Linked DNA regions of Mus musculus: region 1 is linked to region 2. The links are chromatin loops, found by intact Hi-C in ENCODE. Cell type or tissue: heart. All regions are shown on one strand. Each heading gives the region's core, and the rest is flanking DNA. Links, peaks and the distances in the headings are about the cores only. Region 1 holds the start of Spata17 (spermatogenesis associated 17). Region 2 holds the start of Rrp15 (ribosomal RNA processing 15 homolog (S. cerevisiae)).

Region 1 (8,335 bases), core at 104-8,103, 470 kb before region 2:
TTGAGGCTACCCCTGAGCTACAGAGTTGAGAGCCTGACTTTAATGCATCTGATTCCTGCTTTAATACACAGATATAAATAAGAAGAGAGATAGAGAGAAGAATCTTTCTTCCCCTCTAGGAATCACAATCTTCTCTAACAAACAGGGGAATCCATTCCCCCTACTCGTGCCAAACGCTCCCCTGACTGCATCCAGTTATCCTATCTGCTGGAAGCTACAGCTCTGTCACTTTGCCACCAGGGACATCTGAGGAAACCACTTCCTTTCCTCTTTACACTAGAAAAATTTTAGTCGGCTGACCAGTAAGTTTAAAAAGAAAAAGAAGGAGGAGGAGGAGGAGGAGGAAGAGGAGGAGGAAGAAGAAGAAGAAGAAGAAGAAGAAGAAGAAGAAGAAGAAGAAGAAGAAGAAGAAGAAGAAGAAGAAGAAGGAGGAAGACCATTTCTTGATTTTGTTTCTTCATTTAATGACTGACTTCAAGAGACAGCCAAACTTTTCTCACTGCCTCTGCTTTCAAAATGTAAATTAGTTTTTTAATGCCTAGATGAAATGTAGTCAGAATATAAATCAAACAAGATCAAAAAAAAAAAATTTTAAAAGTAAATCATCCTGTCAACAAGTTTTGGCAGGGTAAACGATGTCTTGATTATACATGATAACTACACAGCAAATATTTACTGAATATATATCCTGAATTCCTAGGTTAGGACCATGAAAACAGCTAAGATTTAAATGTAAGTCCCTAGCATATGTATAACCAGATGACAAGAACATGTAGGACATGCAAACCAAAGAGAGAATGTGATATTACTGAAATCTTCAGAAAATAAGGATTTTAACTTTTCTGCTATGTGAATAAGACAGACTAATAGTTTACATAAAGATGAAAATGAAAGCAAATTAGCAAAGCTTAAAAGTCTCCAGCTTGACACACGACGGATGCTAAGAAGCTCCCCACAAGTATTTGCGCCAAATTATACTGTCTACTGCTTTGATCTTTAACTGAAGGAATATGTAGAATCAAGCAAAGCTAACAGTATAGGAGACTGAGTTCCAGACCCTAACCAATCAGAAAACAAACAAACCCCAGCTACTCAAGACAAGCAGTTTTTATTATTCCAGATGTAAAAAAAAAAAAAAATCAAGAATGAAATTGCAGAGGCAAAGGTCCAGATCGCATTTCAATGGCTTTTTATTGTTGTTAAAACAAAACACAGTTAAAAATGGGGGGGGGCTATCTAGGAAATTACAGGCTAGTCTACAAATCTGGGTGTCTGTTTTCTAATTCATAGATGTCTAGAGATACAACCTTAGTCAGACAGAACTTGAGTACATTAGGGCGATGGGGAATTTAAGTACACTAGGATCATACTGCAGATCGCTTAGAGTAGTTATTTAAATTATCTTCGCCTCTGCTGTCACCTTATCTAGGCCATAAAAAATGTATGGTGCCAATCACTGAGGATTTACATAAGATGGCATACACAGATAGAACCAAGGCCAGTTAACTACTTAGTGGTAGCAACAGCCAATAGCATGGGGATTTCACAACCTGGATAAAAGAATCGTGAAAGGCATTTCAAAGAATGAAACAAAAAAACTGTATTAAGAAATATCAAAGCCTGGGCAAGGCAGCACGTGCCTGTAGTTCCTGTACTGGGGAGGCTGAGACAGGACAACTTCTAGGAGGAAATCAGCCTGGGCTATAGAGCAAAATTCAGCCTCAGAAAGGGAAAGAGAGCCAAGAGGAAAGGGAGATTGCTGGTGAAGAAGGGAAGGCAGGAGGGGAAGACAACAGTGGACTGGCATGCACACTAACTAGAAAAGAAAGGTCCTGGTTTTGTGTAACACGCTTCTTCGGACAGTTAAGACTCATTTTAAGGTGGCCAGTGGTGGCACACACCTTTGATCCCAGCACTTGGGAGGCTGAGGCAGGCAGATTTCTGAGTTCAAGGGCAGCTTGTTCTACAGAATGAGTTCCAGGACAGCCAGAGCTACACAGAGAAACCCTGTCTCAAAAAAAACCAAAGAGAGAGAGAGAGAGAGAGAGAGAGAGACTGACTCATTTTAAGACTTTCTTTCAAAAGCACCAGCTGATAGGTGCTAATGATATTCTGGTCTCACTCATTACAAAAGATGAGTTGTTTAGCAAGTAAAAACACTACTGCAAGTAACTCCAGTTTAGAGTAATAGCGCGTCAAGTAATAGCCAGTAATACACAGCGCTATCTATGCATGATAGGAGACAGAAAGCACAATGAAGAATAAATGGGGTCACCGGTTGGTTTGTGTGTTTATGTCAACTAGCACACAAATGACTTCCTTTCTATTAGGACCAGACCAATCTACTGAACACTTCCGTTCCTTACCAGGCTCTGAACATTGAAGCATTAAGTACACTTTAGAGGAAACACCAGGATGTAGGGAAGTTCCTTTATCTTGTTTTCTGTGGTGGTTCCTACCACATGTACAACTGCCAAAGCTAAGAAAAACTAGTGCATTGTGACCTGCGTCTCTTGTTCCAAGCTGAGTGCAACAATTACAATTGCTCATTTAAAAAGCTTCTCCTGGGCTGGTGAGATGGCTCAGTGGGTTAGAGCACCCGACTGCTCTTCCGAAGGTCCAGAGTTCAAATCCCAGCAACCACATGGTGGCTCACAACCATCCGTAACAAGATCTGACTCCCTCTTCTGGTATCCCTGAAGACAGCTACAATGTACTTACATATAATAAATAAATAAATCTTTAAAAAAATAAAAATAAAAATAAAAAAAAAAAATAAAAAGCTTCTCCTAGTATTCTAACTGAAAATCGTGAGAACTTAAAAGCTACAAGAAAAACAACACTGGTTAGAAATGGTCTCTAGAGAGGAACCAAATAAGCCATCTGACCTAAGATATTCTTTTAACTTTTCAGTTATCGGTGATGCTAAACAATCAGACATCACAGCCCACTGGCAGGAACTTTAAAAATCACAGTTCTTGACTTACTGGTCAGATTTTTATGTTTCAAGATGGACCGCAAGACATCTACTTTCTTGTTACACTAACGTTTCTCTGAAAAGCGTTGGAACAAACGGGGGGTGGGGGTGGGGGTGGAGGTTGGGCGACCAGGGTTTTCAACTAGAAAATCCAAAACTGAGCTATCATCTCTGGTACTCAGGGGCACAGGACAACTTTGCCTCTTAAATTTTCTGTACCTGCGAGTCTCCTACAGCAGGGATGTCATTAAAGATCAAGTGTGATTTGCGAAAGCAGTTTGGAAACTTACAGCAGTGGACCAGGGTACCCTAAAGACAAATTCCAACCTGGGGCTACTGGAAAACGCCCCTTTCCCATAAACTAGGACAGAGCCTCCAGGGCGGTGGAAAACTTCTAGGCTTTACACGAACCGAGCTGCGCAGGGAGTACAAGAGCCTGGTGTCTCTGCTACTAAGAAACTTCTGGGACTGGGAATTTCTGTGATCTTGTCAACCACGGAATCTAGTACAATGTGGCCGGTTTGGCAGGGACAACGGGAACGCGGCCTGAAGAAACTTGGTGCACGGCCGTCTCTGACCCGGAGCCCCGCGAGCTGCTCGCCGGCTCGCTCGCCCCGTTCCCAACCGCCCGCCGGGCTCACCAGCTCTTCCCGGCGGCGGTTCCGATCGCTGGGCGCCCGTCGGCCCCAAACATCAACGACACCCGGGAGCGCGGCCTCGAGGCTCAGGCCCGAGGACCGACTCCAACTCCCGCAGCCCCGGCCAATTCCACACAGGACTTCAGCATTTTGAGAGCAACTTCCGGAAGCCGGCTGGAGGCGGAAACCGGAAACCGGAAGCGACCATTCGCTCACCTTAGCCTACCCTGACCCTTCCCATCAGCAGCTCGAAATTCCAGGAGAAAGGGGCGAGTCGACTCAAGTCTGGTCTCACGTGTACAAATCCGATTTCTCTGTCCAGTTGCTTGAAACTGAAACAGAGTGAAAGGAAAGGCCGATAAGTCGGAAGTGACCTTGGTTCAGCCCAGTTGCCATGGAGACTAATAGTAACAATTTTGGTGAACTCCAGGAGTTGAAGGACATGGCTACTTTAGCCAAGCTGCTGGCGCGGGCACCCTTTCTAGAAAGTCAGTACTACTTTAGGAACCGGTGAGTAGTGAAGAGAGGGGTCTCAGAAGATGTTTACTGTTAACAAATTACTTAATTCAGGAAATAATTCTAAATTCTTCTTCTCCCCATGGGGATTCAAACATGATCAGAAGTTTATATATATATATATATATAATCAATCACAAGTGGATTATATATACATTGACAAGTCATTAATAAGTTAATATTCTCTAAGGAAGATCCCAGAATAGAGAATTATTAAGGGCCGCCCTAAATGAAGTAAACCCCGACTGGGGAAACAGGCAGGAGGATGACTGTGAGTCCAGTCCAGCCTGGGCAACACAGAAAATTCAAGGCTGCCCTGGGCAACATTTGGGAGTCTTCCTCAAAATACTGTTTTGTTTTGTGGGGCTTTTTTTTTTTCGACATTTTAAAATAATCACTGAGAAATTTGGTTTGGTGAAACCTATTTTATACAATGTAGGTCTAGTGGCCTAATTAACGTTAACCAGGCTTACCCAGGTAGTTCCATGAATTCAGAATATCAATGTCCAAATGGGAATTTGAGCTTCACTTAATCTCACAAACATCACAGAATTCAATTCATCTGTGATTCATTTGTCCAAGTGAAGTTTCTATACCATTGTGACAAGATAATTGGTACAGTAAATGGGCAAGAGCTAAGGCAGCATTCTCACCCCCCACACCTAAACTTCCTCTCCATGAAAAGGGGACATTGAAACTAGAAGCAATGGCCCAGTGGTTTTCAAAACTTAGAAGGAATCACAAAAAGTACATTACAAAAAGTGTGATAAATTATAGCAGACCAGCAGTGACCAAGTCAGTGTGAGAAAGTCCTGATAAGCTATTCTTATCCTAACATACATCTCAACTATAGTTTTGCTATTTCATCGTGAACCTCTAGCAACTACAGTGATAATTCAATCTTGTAACTTTTGTGAGAAACTATGGATTTTCTTGCTAGAAGTAGGCCAATGTTGCTTTTTTTCTTGCCTCTTAGTTTAACCATTATTTCAGCCTGTACTGTCTTGCTTCCTGAAATGGAATAGCTACAACAGTTATTTAGTGAATAATCACATTACCGAAGCTTCCAATTAATCATCTTTAAATAAGCATAGCCATTGCGCAATGGAATTCTTATACTTAACATTCAGAGATCATATAGTATTCATTTAGAGTTATGTGGCAGGCTCCTGCTTGTTCATGACCTCAGTGTGCAGTGGGGACAAGTTGACTCCTTCATGCTATTGTGGAGCAGACATTGAGAACGGAATTGTGATGCGCTCGCTCTAAGTCAAAACTGAGCTGCTGGTTTCCCTTCTGCTAGCTGGCATCCAGAGGGCCCGAATGTGTTAGGTGGGCTGTTAAAGGAAATAGGTCACTCAGGGATCACACTCAGCTATAGAGCCTGTGTATTTAAATACTGCACTACCTGGGAAGAAGTGTCCCGAGCAGCAGTAGTGGTATAGATATTCTGATCTATAGTGCTACCCACAACAGGACTGATGGCTGCTGGGGTGTGGTCCTCCGCATCAGCCTTCAGTGTAATCCCTTTACACTGTTCTGAATGTGGCCCCATTATCTCCATCACTGGAAAAATTTGTTTCTGACTCATAACAGTTCCTAGAGTGATCTTAATTTAGTAAGTTGATGTGCCTTCAATTTGAACAATCATTGAAGTTCTAATAACATAAATTAATAGCAACTCACTTGTTAATTTGTTTCTTTGACTCTTAACTGTTTCTTGAATTTACTATTAAACCTTTACTTAATTTTATTTTAAAAATTCCTGAATTTTCTTTTATACTTTTACTTAATTTTGATGAAAAAATAATTTTCCCCTAGTAGACAGTGATGTTTTGTATAGAGGTAGAGACGCAGTTCAAATACTTTGTGTTACTTTAACTTTAGTGATAAACTCTTACATGTTTGCTCTAAACTGAACGCTCTAACTGTAAGCTTCATCATCTGTAAATGAAAAACGACAAAGCCTAGAGGTTTATTGGGAAGGGTAAATGATCAGGGTAACAACATTCAGTTGCATAATTATGACAAGAATTCACAGAAAAGTGAAGGATAAAGTACGTACCATCAAACCAGTACATTTTTAAAAGGTGGTTAGTAACTTCACTATATACTGCTGGTTATTGCTTTTCTTTGTAAATTTTAAATTTTCATTTATAAATTTGTCAAAAATCGTTATTGATTCATTTATAGTCTAGATACATATTTATGAAATACATGATTATAAATGTTCAACCCAACCATTTATATAGTTTAATGAGGTGCCTATGTAAAATTTATTCAGATAAAATGATTCAATATTTGCTCTAAACATTATCTTTTGAAAGTTGCTTTTTAGTAATTAATAACAAGGAATATATTTCTAAAGCTAAGTCAGTATCAGACATATTTATAACATAAAAGAGATGGCTCAGTTTCAAAAGCAAATTAATCCTATCTATTCCTGGTGTCCTAAAAGAGAAATTTCAACTTGCCTATCTCTACTCTGCTAGTTCTTGAGGAAAAAAAAACCAAAAACTAAAACTGTAATTTTCACAGGATATGAAAAGGATACCCAGATGTCTTAGTTAAGGTTTTATTGCTATGAACAGACAGCATGACCAAGGTAACTCTTACAAAGGACAGCATTTAATTGCAGCTGGCTTACAAGTTCAGAGGTTTAGTCCATTATCATCAAGGCAAGAGCATGGCAATGTCTAGGTAGACCATGGGGCTGGAGAAACTTAGAGCTCTACATCTTTATCCAAAGGCAGACAGAAAATTTGCTTCCAGGTAGCTAGGGGGAGAGTCCCCAAGCCCACCCCACAGTGACACACTTTTTTCAACAAGGCCACATCTCCTAATAATGTCACTCCCTGGGCAAAGCATACTTAAACCACCACATTCCAGTTCCCTATAGTCTTTTCAAACACCTGAGTCTGTGGGGGCCAAACCTAGCCAAAGCATAGTGCTAAATACATGTACTCCAACTTCAAAAGTCCCATAGTCTGTATCAGTCTCAGCAATGTTCAAAGCTCAGTCTTTTCTGAGATTCAGTCACTTAACTGTAATAACCTATAAAGTCAACATAAAAAAGCAGCTCATGTACCTTAAACATCACAGGATAAACGATACCATTACAAAGTGGCATAGTGAGGAAAGCCTGGACAAAAGCAATACCAAGAACAGCTGGGTAGCTCCACATCTGATGTCTGATGTTAAAACCCCTCTCAGTGTTGATGACTACAGCAAACTTCTTTCTCTTGGGCTCTCCCACTCCCTGTTAGCAGCTTTCCTTAGCAGGTATGCCCTGGCTCTGGGATCTCTAACAGATTGGGGAATCCCAGGCAAGGTCAAGTTCACAACTTCTTGTTCCAATGCCTGGGATCCATACATGATGTGTGACCTTCTGGGATACTCCAGAGGGCTTGGGTCGCATCTCCAGATCTGTCCTCTGTAGCACTCCAGGGTCTGGTTGATTCCACTCCATTGTTGGCAGCTTTCCTTGGTGATCATCCCATTATACTGGCATTTCCGATATGCTGGGGTCTTCCACTACAACTAGGCTTCACCAACAACCTCTCATAGGCTCCCTTTATAGTGCCAAGGCTCAAATCCTTTGCATGACCCCTTCAGTCCTGAGCCTTCAACAGCAACTGAGGCTGCACCTTCACCAATGGCCTTTCCTGGCCTCTCAAAGTTCCAAGCCTTAGCTGCTCTCCAAGATCCCTTCATGCCTACAAAGCCAGAACCACCTAGGTGAACCTTACACATTAAGAAATCCAGCTGCAACATGAGGGACAACCTTGGCTGTCTCTGGAACATAGCTTCTTTGTGCTTTCAGAAAACACTACCCAGAAGATATCACCTGAGTGATACTGGCCTCTTCTTAATCACCACTCATTTCATAGCTCAAGCTAACCAGCATCAATTGTCCCAGTAGTCCTTTCTTTTCTTGACTCTAAATCCAGAGCTTTGTGGCTGAAGCTGCTGAGTTCTGCTGCTTTCTAGGGCTAGAACATGGCCCCCTGGTTCTATTACATTATCACAAGCTTTCTGTTTTCCAACTCCTTCACACTGCCTAAGCTTAGTGGTCCTGGAACTAGCTCTGCAGATTGACCTTGAACTCATCGATCTGTGTGGCTGAGTGCTGGGATTAAAGGTGGGTAACCACCAAGCCTGGACTTAAGCTTTTCCTCTCTCAGAACTTGCGCAGTTCCAGGCT
Region 2 (8,335 bases), core at 5-8,004:
AGTGTTTAAGCCGGGCATCTCAGAGCTGCCCAACTCCAGCTACAGGGCCCACCACTGTCTTCTGGCCTCTGTGGGCACTGTACTCATGTGTACACATACATGCACACAATCAAAACTAAATCTTAAAAAACAAAAAGATACCAGAAAGAGACTAATGAAGATGGAAACTATCATTTTAAGGAATTTCAACAGGTTTACAAACGTGTAGCTTAGCCAGGGATGTGGCTCTGTTGGTAGTGACTGCCTCACATGTATGAAAACCACCATTGGACTCCCCTTACTGCTTACTAAGCCAGGCATAGTAGCACAGGCTTGTAATCTCATCTCTTGTGGAGTAGAGACAGGGAAATCAGGAGTCCATGAAGCTTCAAGTTCAAGTCCTGTCGTTGGCTATGTAGAAAGTTTGAGGCCAGTTTCAGAGAGAAAAGAAAATGAATGTATAGGACTCAGAGAAGACTGACAAACAGGATTTTGAAGTTGCTGGACTTTGGAAACAGTTTTCTTTAAAAAAATAAAATCAGCTGACATATGAAAGTGGAGTTCTAGCCACTGTTTAATGGATCTCCACCAGCTTACTTACCTTTCTGTTGCTGTTATAAAACACTATGACCTAGAATAAAGAGTGCATTTTGACTTAGGGTCCAGATGGAGAGTCTGCAGTGGAGAGGGAGGAGTGCTCAGAGCTGATGAGTTCATCACTGCTTCATAGATTTGCCTATGCCAGTCTTCAGATGATGTCAGCTGTTTCTGGTACACACCGGATTTCTCTCCCCCTTTTATTTTTATTGAAAATAGGTTGTTGGTTTTCTTTTCGATACAGTACATTCTGATGACAGTTTCTCCTCCCCCATCTCTTCCCCTCTCCCCTCCCACCCTAATCACACCCTTCTCTCATAGAAAACAAGCATCTAAGAAATAGTAGTGAAATGAGTCAATGGACACGAATTGGAATGGGACAAAACGAAAATGTCATCGAGCTGGTCTTGCGCTCCTGGTCTCCTCCTGGGCATGGGGCTTGCCAGTAAGAGTGACAGTGGATCTTCTTCTTGAGTCTTTTTTATTATGTGGATCATCATAAGAGAAGACGTTTGTCTTCTAAGTTGTGAATTCCAGTGCCTGCCTGAAATATTCATTTCTTATTTTTATTCATGATTTGTAAAAGTGAGACAGTATAAGCAGGCTTGCGTGTCAATGGCTGAGTCAACACTGGGGCTCCAGTCTCAGTCCATTCTACCATTCACTGCCTGTGTGATTTCTCAACAATAACCTTTGTTCAGCCTCGGTTTCCTCACCTGTAAAACAGCAACAAGCCCGCTGGTTTATTATGAAATCAAAGGAAGTAATACAGACACTTCTTACTTAGCTGTGTCCATTTCTCATCATCAAATTTACAGATTCAATTTACCCCGGATTCCAATTTATATTCCTTTAATGAAGAAAAAAAATTACTGTGTAACCAACTATTTTTTTTTTCCTCTCACAAGCAGTATTGTAAGTGGTAACCAAGTCCATAACAATTCTTACATATAAGCTATTATATTGATGGAAAAGCTGGGTCTGATGGGACAGGCCTGGCACCCTAAGTACTGTAGAGGCCAAGACAGGAGCACTGTAAAATTTGAGATGTGCCTGGACTACAGAGATCAATTGAGGCCAGCCTGGGAAACTTTATAAGATGTTGCCGCAAGTCTAAAATAAAACGATATGGTTTCCTGGACAGGACAGGGATTAATGAAGTCCCACCCCTAGATGAGGACCTTCTGGTAGCTCAGGAATTGATTGGGGGGGGTATGCACTTTTTTCTTCAAGGGTGTGGGTGATGGTAGGTGGTCCACAAACCAAGAGGCAGCATCAACTAGACTCAGTAGGTTACCAAAAAAGAAAAAGGAAATGGGACCTGAAATGGGAGGGGCACATGATGTAGGGTATGGGGTGTGCAAGATTTGGCAGTAGCTATTATCAAGATATGCTGAACACACATATGAATTTGACAAAGGATAAGTATAAAAAAATTAAGAGAGAGACTGGGAGCTGGAGAGATGGCCTAGCGATTAAGAATATTTACTCCTCTTGCAGAGGACCCTGGCTGGGTTCCTAGCACCCGTGATTGAGGGCTCACAAGTGGATTCCAGCTCAGGGGATCAATCCTACCCTCTCTTCCCCCCCCCCCCCAGGCACATGTGGGGGCACATAAACACATCCAGGCTGACAAAAATAGAAAATAAATCTAAAAAAAAAATAGTTTGTCTGTTTTGAAATTTTTGTTGATGTTTTCGCTGGTGTTTCGGGGGGGGGGTGTTGGGGAGGGCAGAAGAATGTGAAGTTGAGTTAGTAGGGAGGTGGGGGAAGTGAGACAATATGATTGAAATATATTGTATAGAAAATGAAAATAAATATTAAAAAAACAAAAACAAAATGTGCTGCTGTGGGGTATCCACTAGAGAAGGAGAGGACATAGCTTAAGTCAATAAAAAGTCTTTATTAGCTGGGCAGTGGTGGCGCATGCCTTTAATCCTAGCACTCAGGAGGCAGAGGCAGGCGGATTTCTCAGTTTGAGGCCAGCCTGGTCTACAGAGTAAGTTCCAGGACGGTGAGGGCTACACAGAGAAACCCTGTCTCAAACCCCTGCCTCCCCCCCCCCCCCAAAAAAAAGTCTTTATTAGCTGCCCAGCAACTGGACTGGGATTTTAGGATCTCACCGTACCAGTGAGCCTTTCTGAGGGCGAGCCTTTAAGCACAACCCTATGCTCTGAGTTGATATACTTCAGTTATTAAGAGCAGTTAGCCAGAAATGGAACTGTAGAAGCTAAAAGGAAGGTTAGTACATTTTGAGACTTTCTCAGAACTGTATGGACTTTGATGGATTAGGTCTTTGTTTTTGTTTTGACAGGTGGTACTGTCTACATTTCTTACAGCTTGAATGGTGCTTCCATCATGGAGTCAGTTAGGCTAAGGTCTGGGGCCCTGTTACAGTGCTAAATATGTGACCAAAGCGAAGTAGCCTCAGGGCCAGCCAGCACAGCGTTCTAATTAAAGCACTGTACTGCTATAGAGGTGAGAAGACCCAGGAAGTAGCAATACCTGGGAAACTCATTTATGTGGACTGGAATTGTTCTTTTCAGAGACTTACGCTGGCATCTGATCGTCTCTTAAACCATACTTACAAAGCTGTATTTCCTGTGCCATTAAAAAAAATGTTTTCTTGTTTTTAGGATGTATATATATATATATATATATATATATATATATATACATACATACATAGACACCAATTGAAATCAATCAACATGAGGATTCACATTTTCTGTTGCTTTTCTTTCTTTTCTTATATTTTTATTTTTTTCGAGACAGGATTTCTCTGTGTAGCCCTGGCTGTCCTGGAACTCACTCTGTAGACCAGGCTGGCCTTCAACTCAGAAATCTGCCTGCCTCTGCCTCCCCAGTGCTGGGATTAAAGGTGTGCACCACCACGCCCAGCTTTTCTTTTTCTTTTAAGACAAATCTGGAGTACTAAAAACCAATATATAAAGAATGAAAACCTACTGGTTCGCTATAGACGGCTGCTGGGACGTATTTCAGGAGACCAGATCCTTTAATAACACTGGTGGGCTTTGGGGTGGGGGCTGGAATATGGTGGGGAATCCAAGAGCAAGTCACAAAACCAAGGGGATTCCTTACATTTGTAGTCCTTCGAAGGAAGGGTGGAGTCTGAGTTTAGCAGATTAGTGAAGGAACTAGGTAGGATTTAAAGGTTTAATTTAGGAGGGTAATCCTATTGTCGCCCTCACCCCCAAACCCCACCTTGGGACTAACTGCAAGGCTGCTTTAGTTTAGGGCAGGTGCTAGGGAGGATTTAGGACATGGCTCATTCCACCGCCCCTTACCCGGGCAGCCTCTCAGATCTATCAAAATCCAGAAACGTCCATTCAAAAACACCGTGCTTGGTCCTTAGGGGAAAAACAACAACAACAACAACAACAACAACAACAGAACAATAGCCAACAACAACAACAACAACAACAACAACAGAACAAAAGCCAAACCAGCACAAGAACATGTTAAGAGTTGAGCTTGCTTTCTGATTCCGTAGCTGTTCCCTTGTTATCCATTCCTTCTCGGAGAGTCTCGATTCAGTGGGTTCGGAATGCGGTTTCTAACTCGGAACCCAGCTTCTGGGGGAGGGAAAGGAGAGCAGTCAGCAGCAGCCGCCCAGAAGGGGCCGGGGTGAGGCCAGGAACCGACTCTGCCGGAGAAAACCGGTAGGTCGTGTCCTCTCTCCGTCCCTACCCGAGGCTCCCACAGCGGAACTTCAGGCGGGACAACTGTTCCGGAACTAGAGGAGGAAGTTCCGTGTGTTGCAACACGACGGAATTATCAGGTGGCACTTCCGGCGAGCCAAGATGGCTGCGGCCGTTCAGGACTCACGTGTGAGCCCAGGGGAGATACTGAAGCGTTCTCCGAAGAAGAAGAAAAAGATGAAGATGGTAGCCAAGGCTGCAGCGTCGAAGCTAGAAGATGAGGTCAAAGACTCTTCTGATGGAGAAGGTAATGTGGCCTGGCGGAGCTTCGGCGGCTGAGCTTCCTTCCCATGGCTAGGGTTGCGTTTCCTTGCCGTTGAGTGTGTGGGGCGAGTGAGGTTGGGCGAGGAGCCCTGCTGTTCCGAGGCTCCTCGCTGTCACGGTTAATTTTGTGTTTCCACTCAGTCAGCTGTTACTGAGATGGGCGAAACTGCCGGTGCCAATCAGAAACTTAACAGTAAAGGAAGAGATAATGACAGGCAGTACACAAATTAAGAGCAGAGCAAAAGATGGGCAGGCGATAACCCCAGGCCTTTTGCAGGTCCTGTACCCGCTTAGAAGTGGAGTAAAAACACGGTTAGTTGTCGCAGATCAAAACATAGGCTAAGTGTTTGGGCACAGAAGAACCAAAGCTGGTATTGAGAACCTTGCAAAATGTTCGCATCTTTGGGAGGATTTGACTCTTTTTACTTACAGCCAGTCAGTTTGTTAGCAGATCATAGAAACGGCTGTAAGAGCAATGTTGCGAGCTTCTATTTGGAACCCCTAGCAAAGTGAAAGGAAGGGTCGCGATTGAAATAATGGGTGGGATAGGCTCAGGGAGCCAGCAGCAAGAGGCCACAAGAGAGAAGAAATACTGTTACTGTGCAGGGGGGATTGTGAGCCTTTGGGAGTTAGAAAAGAGAGAGTTAAAGAAATGGTAAAGGAGAGATACTGAAGTAACGTTTGATACAGTTTCAGAATGAAAGGTAGGTGAGTCTCCGGAGGTCTCCCCATTGTGTGGCTGGGGTTGGCTGCTACTTTTAAACATACTTCTTGGCAGGAGCTTCTTAGGAAGCTCAGGCATTTGGCTCCCACACTCCTTTACTGCTTCGGTGTGGCTAATGCTTTCAGTTAACCGCGAATGTGGCTTCAGTTACTACGGGAAGCCACTAGTTCATGAGTAACATTCAGAATTTTTAACTTGCTTTTAACTTGCATGATAGGTCTGGTCACTTGCTGCTCTGCTGTTTTCTGTTCATGTTGGCTGCTCATTCTGGAGGTCTCTGCCTTTTGCCTGCAGTATTCCTGAAACACCTGTATGTCACCTACATTTTCATTGACTTCAGTCTCTGGTCCAGTACTTGTCAAAGAGATTTTCCCTTATTTTTCTAATGCAGCCTTTTCTGTCACTCTCACTTGAGGCTTGATGCTTTGCTTTCTTTAGACGCTTTTATTATTATTATTACTTTATTTATTTTTAAGTTGTATGTATGTGCGCTGGGCGTGAGAGGAGATTGAATGGCTGCTGAGGAAGAAACTGTTCCTGTGGAAGAGCAATGCATGCACATGTTCTCCAGCCCCACTCTGCTCACTTTAAAAGCACCACGTTTTAAATCTTGTGAAGCGTTTGTGCTGTTTGAAAGTTCCCTAAGTGTGCAGACACTTGAACCTCAGTTCCTAGATCAACAACTGTCACTCAGGGGTCCATAAGTTAACGAATGAGTGCACTTGGACTTCAAGACCAAGAAGCAGCTGACTAAGCTTTTGAGGTCCTCAGCCCTCACCAGAGGGGTTAAAAAAACAACCTGTTGGGCAGGAATTAGAAGCTCTGGTCCTGGTGGTGTTTTTACTGCATTGGTTTATTTGCTGTGTACCCACATGTGGAGGTCTGAGGACTTATAGGAGTTTGGCAGCAGGTGCCATTACCTGCTCAGCCATTTTATCTCCTATGGTACAGTTTTGAATTGAATAATTGTAAGCATTACTGTCTAAGAAAAAAAAAACACTATTACATTTAAGTAAGACATCAACACTGCTTTCGGATTTGGGTGGAAATTGGATTTCTTTTCTCAATATTAGATAATTGCGAGGGAAAATGTTCTTTTCAGCACAAATACTGACTAGGTGTCTAAAGTTTTCTTCAGCTTTAGATCATATGTTAAGGAGGCTTTTGAATAATATAGAAACATATAATGAATATAATGAAAACATATAATATAGAAACATCCAATGAATGTTTGCACTCTATTATGTTACAGTAACCCTCTAGGCAGTGACTTAGAGTTACAGTTACAAGAGGATGTGAACACAAGAAATGGTCAGGATGGAGTGTGTCTGGGTGAGGGCATGTGCGGGAAGTATTTATATTGTTCAAAACTAATGATACCACCCACATATGTGACCTTGCAAATAGAGAATCCACAGTTATGAGGTCAAATGTATCCTCTTGTGAACCACTAACAGCCTGTCTGCAGCTTCTGTGATGATCACCACCTACTTTTCAGGATCAGGTCTTGTTGGTCCCTAAGTGACTAGGGCTCAGCTTGGAGCTGTTCTTTTGGCTGCAGAAACGGGCTCTTCTAGCTACATTTACTAAGCCAACTCTTTTGTTGCTGTTTTTTTTTAAAGCTTTTCTTCTTAATCTAGAACCACATTCAATGGAGTTGTTGTGTCTCTAATATTAGAGTCTTTAAAAGTTGTAAATTGCATTGTTTATTTATTGGGGGGGGGGGGACAGACGTGCTACATCAGCACCTGCACACGCGGAGGTCAAAGGACAGCCTGTAGGAGGAGTAGGGTCTCTGTTATTGCTGAGGAGGATTGAACTCAGGTCCTCACTAGGCTTGTGGCAAGGGCATTGACTTGTTGAGCCATTTAGCTGGCTCTATGTCTTTTTTAGTATTTGTATTTATGTGCACGTGGGTCTGTGCCAGAGGCGTTATATAATTACATCCCCTGGAGTCTGCCTTACACATGCTTATGAGTTTCCTGACGCAGTGCTGGGAACTGAACTCAGGTCCTCTGAAGAGCCCCAAATGTGCTTACTCACCCCCAACAAACAAACAAACAAAACAAACCGCAAAGTGAACTTTTCTGTGTGTGAGAGACCGCATAGATGCCAGGTAAGAGCTCCGCCATTGAGCTCCGTGCTCCGCATCCTGCTTTCCAGCATTCACACCGTCTGTGGCAGTGATAACAGTGAAGGGGCCTCCATGTTGTAAGTTTGGTAGGACAGGGCTTTGGTTAATGCACATTCTTGGGTGTTCCTCGGAATTTGATATCCTAGGAGATGATTGTTTTCCTCTGGTGAATTCAGAGTCTCTCTGGAAAGGTGACCATGGATTATAGAACTGTTGCTCAGTTTTCACTCGAGGAGTGGTGTGCCTCCTACCAGCTTGTTGTGCTGGCCCATCTCTCAGGAATCTGCACCAGAGACGTGGTTGATGGTCAACTGGGCATCACAGTGATGAAGGGAAGGCCTCACTGAGACTTCAAGCAACGTCCTTAAGTAGGATGACAGTCGCCTCACAGGAAGCACGCGTTTGGCTTACGCGCCTTGAGATGGATGCACTTTTCATGTTCTGGGTTTGATTTCTTTTGACCTCTTGTACAAGAATGAAAGTCATGGTTTTATGAAATATTGCACAAACTCCCAGATCTCTGAGACTGAGGAATTAGAGTTTGATAGCAGCAGTATCAGAATTTAGCATAGAGCTTGATGCATGTAATCCTAGTAGACTTTTATTCATCAGGTACGTTGGAAAGATCTCTATTCCTTCACTGATGGACTCCTAGGCTGATGCCAGGTCTGGCCTGAGTAGCACTGTGGTAAACTTGGGTGTGTAGGTGTCTCTGCCTTTGATTCTTTGGGGTACTGAATCATGGTTCAATTTCTAAATTTTGTTATTAAAATATCTGTTTTTATTTAGGATGTAATATATCTAGCAGTAGGAAACTAATAATTTGTGTAACTTTATCATGTATCATCTTTTATGGTTCATGGATTTCAAAATGTTAAGAGCAAAATTTTTTAACTTTTTGAAGAACCCTCAAGC

Evidence for each region. Hi-C counts contacts between places; a loop is a spot of excess contacts. Peaks named below come from ENCODE experiments on the same cell type or tissue, not always from the same donor. Only the 100,000 strongest peaks of a DNase experiment are listed, where the experiment ranks them.
Region 1: it touches region 2 in a loop (3.0-fold over the local background); 3 of 42 quality-filtered maps call a loop at or near these places.

The regions. Positions count from the first base shown.
Region 1 is chr1:187,210,960-187,219,294 of GRCm38, reverse strand. It overlaps Spata17 (spermatogenesis associated 17), which reads left to right and starts at 3,849. Exons shown (of 10, transcript NM_028848.3): 1 at 3,849-4,125. The coding sequence starts at 4,010. Gpatch2 (G patch domain containing 2) reads right to left here and starts at 3,784. Exons shown (of 10, transcript NM_026367.4): 1 at 3,619-3,784. The coding sequence starts at 3,671. In heart, for the core only: no CTCF peak of the experiment used is centred there; a DNase peak (open chromatin) is centred at 3,794; H3K4me3 peaks cover 1,607 bases; H3K27ac peaks cover 1,201 bases.
Region 2 is chr1:186,745,374-186,753,708 of GRCm38, reverse strand. Rrp15 (ribosomal RNA processing 15 homolog (S. cerevisiae)) reads left to right here and starts at 4,351. Exons shown (of 5, transcript NM_026041.2): 1 at 4,351-4,545. The coding sequence starts at 4,401. A430105J06Rik (a long non-coding RNA gene) reads right to left here and starts at 4,886. Exons shown (of 2, transcript XR_003948551.1): 1 at 3,885-4,886; 2 at 1-1,292. In heart, for the core only: no CTCF peak of the experiment used is centred there; a DNase peak (open chromatin) is centred at 4,338; H3K4me3 peaks cover 2,537 bases; H3K27ac peaks cover 1,848 bases.